Linked DNA regions of Mus musculus: region 1 is linked to region 2. The links are chromatin loops, found by intact Hi-C in ENCODE. Cell type or tissue: heart. All regions are shown on one strand.

The links. Hi-C counts contacts between places; a loop is a spot of excess contacts. Peaks named below come from ENCODE experiments on the same cell type or tissue, not always from the same donor. Only the 100,000 strongest peaks of a DNase experiment are listed, where the experiment ranks them.
Region 1: it touches region 2 in a loop (2.3-fold over the local background); 5 of 42 quality-filtered maps call a loop at or near these places.

The regions. Positions count from the first base shown.
Region 1 is chr13:109,887,515-109,890,014 of GRCm38, forward strand. The region is part of intron 7 of Pde4d (phosphodiesterase 4D, cAMP specific); the gene reads left to right. Among named protein-coding and RNA genes, the nearest start is that of Mir1904, 15 kb to the right of the region's middle. In heart, no CTCF peak of the experiment used is centred here; a DNase peak (open chromatin) is centred at 977.
Region 2 is chr13:109,821,054-109,823,553 of GRCm38, forward strand. The region is part of intron 7 of Pde4d (phosphodiesterase 4D, cAMP specific); the gene reads left to right. Among named protein-coding and RNA genes, the nearest start is that of Mir1904, 82 kb to the right of the region's middle. In heart, no CTCF peak of the experiment used is centred here; a DNase peak (open chromatin) is centred at 1,508; H3K4me3 peaks cover 1,571 bases; H3K27ac peaks cover 2,500 bases.

The sequences.
Region 1 (2,500 bases), 66 kb after region 2:
TTTCGAGACAGGGTTCTCTGTGTAGCCCTGTCTTGGAACTCACTTTGTAGACCAGGCTGACCTGGAACTCAGAAATCCACCTGCCTCTGCCTCCCAAGTGCTGGGATTAAAGGCGTGCGCCACCACCGCCCTGCTTGCCCACAGGTTTTCTATTCTGTCTCTAACAATGGTCTCTGGAATGGCCATTTCCAGACAATGAATCCTGGGCATCATCAGCTTTAGACTGGTAAAACTTTCCTATACATTTAGGCACTTTGGCTTTCTTTCTTTCTTTCTTTCTTTCTTTCTTTCTTTCTTTCTTTCCACCCTCCTTTGCTCCAGCATTGTAGCTCACTGGCTTTGCCTCCATTACACCGAGGCTTCCACCATCAACAGTTTGGAGACGTTGAGAATGAAGACACAGTTTTTGTTCATTGTAAGAAAGAGGCCAAGAGCCAGAAGTAGTCTTTGCTGTTTTCGTGAACCACACTGTCCTCTAGACCGTAATCCAGTCCGCAAAACCTGGTGTACTGACACCCTCCCCGGGAGCCATGGCCAGGTCCCATGACCTTTGTTAAATGTCCCTGAATTCCGCTTGTCCTGACTACACTGTGGAACACAGCCTATTGTTGCTTTGTCAAGCAGTGCCTCAAGATTGTGAACTTCTTAAAGCCAAAGATCTTCTGATTATAGTTCTGTACATGGAACATCTCACAGAATCCCGGGTCCTCTGGGTACTCAACAACCTTTTATTGAGCGATAAAAAGTGAAGCAAATATTTCAATAGACACGGGAGGATCGTAGTAGCATCTAGCTCTCTAACTTTGTCTGTGGAAAGGGCTCGCTCTTAAGAGCAACAAAACTGATGCTGTGAATTTGCTTTACCTCCTGAACCTCTCCCCTGGAATCAGCTCCTGAGTGTCTCCCTCCCTCAATGGTTTGAGGACCAACTTCCTTCCCCCTGGGCCTTCCTGCCCCTCCTGTGAAGACCTTATCATCTGCGTCACTGGAGTCTAAGCAGGGCTTCCTCCAGGGAGCTTCCACATGACGGAAGCAGGCAATGAAAGGCAGGAACTTGACCATCTGGATGATCCAGTGGCAAGTAAGAAAAATAATTTGAAATTAAAACAAAACAAAACAAAAAGAACAACTCACTGTGGCCAAATATGTAGACAGGGCTGACAGGAAACTTGATATAAAAAATGTAGAGGTGAAGGCATCTATAGATGTGAAAGACTGGCCAGGAAGAGTTGTCTCTAGAGGGCCTTTGCAGAGACTCGCTGAAGTGTGGATGAAATCCAGACCATTAAAGAGTCTTGGATATTGTGTGGAGTAAGGGTATATATTTCTTCTATTGATGAGATGCTCTGGAAATATAAGATTACGAAATGAGAGGTATTGAGAGTAGAAACAGTCCCCAGAAATGCAGGGAATAGTTAATTGTTAAGATTTTAAAGGACTGCACAGGAGAATAAGGGTACATGGAATGATATGTTTTCCTATTTGGTGATTCAGGGGAGGGCTGGTACACAGGTGTGACTTTGGGAAATAGTATTCTCTGGTCTGTCAGGTCATAGATCAGTGTTAGGCCACGAGGGTCAAGTATCTGGCGTCAGTTTTTGTTTCTTGAAGCTTGGCTTATAGAATGTCCAGTTGGTCCAGTGACAGCTGAAATCACTTGGCTTAGGCCATTCCTGAATAACTGGTAGAGCCAGAAAAAGAACCTGTCTCTTGACTTCAAATCAAATAGTCCTTCATGGACCCTATGTTGGCGTGTTGCATGCAAGAGACACCTTTATTTTTTTACTTAATCTTTTTTTGAGATGGATTTTACTATGTTTGTCAGTCTTATCTCAAACGCATACTTTTACGCTCCTCCTGCTTCAGCCTCCTGAATGCTGGGGATACATGGTTTTGCCACCACGCCTGGCAGTGTTTAATTATTCTACCTTGAAATGATCAACTCCTGGTGGGACTTGCTACAATACTACTCTTAGGAAGGTTTCTGTTACCAATGGTCAAGGCTGTTGATAGGAAAGGCAAGCTCAAGTCTGTGAGATGAATCAATGGGTGAACTTCTTGCCACCTGAGTACAAGGGTCTGACTTGGAATCCCCAGAGCCCATAGGAGCTGGATATGGATGCCCAGGTATCTCACTGCTCCTATGGTAAGATGGAGGTGGAAACAAGAATCCCAGGAAGCTACTGCCTAGGTAGCTTGGCATACCTGTTTCAAATAATCCAGAAGGAACAATAGCTGAGGTTGTCCCGGGACTTCCACGCATAGGCTATGGCAAACATTTGTCCGAGTGTTTCACATACACAAATACACAACGTGCGTGTGCATGTGACAGAGAGTGAGACAGAGACACAGAGAGAGAGAGAGAGAGATGGAGACATAGAGAGTCAGAGTCTTATTTAGGGTTATTATCACTGTGATACAACACCATGACCAAAGCAACTTAGGGAAGCATAGGTTTCTCTGGCTTCAGCTTCCCATCACTGTTCATTTCTGAAGGAAG
Region 2 (2,500 bases):
GTGTGCCTGTGGATGTATGTGGACACCAGACAACAATCTCAGGTGTCCTTCTCAGAAAAACCATCCAATTCCTTTGGGGGCAGTGTCTCCTTTTGGTCTGGAGTTCATCAACAAAGGGAGACTGGCTAGCCGTGGAGCCCCAAGTACCTTCCTGTCTTTATCTCCCCTAAGCTAGGATTGCAAGCACAAACAGATGCTACCACACCTTGAATTTTAACATGGCTTTTGCAGATTTAACTCAGATCCTCTAGCCCACAGTCAGTTTACCAACTGTCTCCCCCACCTTCATCACACACACACAACACACACACACACGAAATACAGAAGGAAAGAAAGAAAACAAGCTTAAAAATAACATTTATTTTATTTTAAAAGATCAGCACTGGAATACCATGACAGTGTGAGCATTAGTTTTTTATCAGTCTTGTGGGGGTAATGACTGTGTGATCTTGAATACACCATACAACCGTCTTTGGGCTTCAGTACCTCATATGAATGCAGAAGGGTTGAGTGAAGTACAGGCTGGCATCCTTCAGTGTCAGGATTCTAAATATTTCTACACAGAACTAATAGCTCTACCTTGAGGTGTTAAACAGAGTTTCTTCTGAACAGTTGCTCCTACTAAGTTGGTTATAGGCAGTTTGGCAATCTTAGAGAAGTGATTGTACCAACATTTGATTCATCTGTATTGATGTCAGACAGGCAATGCCTGCTTAGATTAGGTGTTCACCATCCTGCCATGCTAAGTGTCCTTGGGTCTTTACAGCCTTCCAGTTGAGCTATAGCCAAATCTGAAATCTGAAGGTAGAGTTGAACCCTAATAAACTTGACTGCAAACAGAGGCTGTTTCTTTAGCAGCATAATAGCAGTCCGCAGCTCCCGGGGAGGAAATGAATAACGAACTTGAACTTAGAACCTAGTGCGTCCCTTGAAAGTTGAGCACGTCAGTGAGATTTCTCCAACAGTTACACTGACAGTAAAATGTTCAGTTCACAGTGATACCGTTTTATACTGAGCTATGGTTATTTTCTTCATCCCCACAATCTTATTTCTTAAACAAAATGTTTATGAAAAGGAAGGAAAAGGTGTTCACTGCAGTATGAAGTCAATATGGTTCTGATTCAGAGAGTAAAAACCAAGATCACTTCAAGGACTGAGCCTGCAACACAGTATAAGAAAATAATCTTCTATCAAAAGCTTTAGTGAACCCTAAAGACAGACCAGGAGCAGGGTTGGCTGGCTTCCATCCTGGGATCAGAAGCACGGAACACGGATCTGCAAGCTGAGGGAGGTCTACATTCTACTCAGCAATCTTGTCCCCTTTGGGTCCTTGAAGGAGAGGACACTAGAGGACAGGATCCTAACTGACAAGCCACAGACTAAGGCGGCTGCTTTGCAGAGCACAACTCTGGCTTGCTGGAACGAAGGAGCCTTGCCTTGCTGAAATCCGGTCCGCGTTTTGCTGAGAGCCCAGACGCTGTGAATAAGAGGAGCCTCTGAGGGCTGGTTTCTGATGTCGCACTCGGCACGATAAGAATGCCATTGACGTCAGCAGAGTCATCATCAGGGAGAATGGCACCCCAGCTCTTGAAACCACACCAAGCAATTGCAGTGCTTTTGAAAATTAAAAGCCGGTGCTGGGGAGTGGGGGCGGGGAGGGAAAGGCGCTGAGGGGAAGCAGTGGCTCCAACCGAACTGTCTTTCTTTTGTGCATTTCCTGTATTTTCAAAAAGAAGAAGAAAAGCAGACACACAGTGCTCCCCTGAGCATGCACACACACACACACACACACACACACACACACACACACACACACACACACAGCTGCAGGGGCTCCTTCAACCTAAATGAGAGCATTAAGGAGAGATAAGGAGGGACTAAGGGAGGAAGAGGGAGAGAGAAAGAGGGAGAGAGGGAGGGAGAGAGACAGAGAAAACAGAGAGAGAATATGATTTTAATTTGTTAACATTTCTGAATCCAGATAAAACAAACTTTGCCACCCAGCTGCTGGACAGAAGCCCCGAGCCACAGGGGAAAACATCAGCCAATGAGAACAGAATTGCTGAACCCAAACTGATAGCTTACACTGTGTGTCCACACACAGATTACAAGAGAGGAATTAAACACTTCAAAAGAGCTACTGCAAAGTAAACCTCTCCTCCCCACACTTTCCACCACACACACACACACACACACACACACACACAGACACACACAGACACACACACACAGACACACACACACACACACACACACACAGACACACACACACACACAGACACACACACACACACACAGACACACACACACACAGACACACACACACACACACACACTATTCAGAGCTTTTGAGTGTCTGACTGAAAAAAACTGACAAAAGTTGAAGGTTTGGAAAGGGTCCGCGCTAGGCTGTGTGATGTCAGCTTCCAGAGGCAGTCCTAAGAACATCACCTCACGCTGAATTCAAAGGCCACCTAGTCTGGAAAAGGTCTTGGAGTTA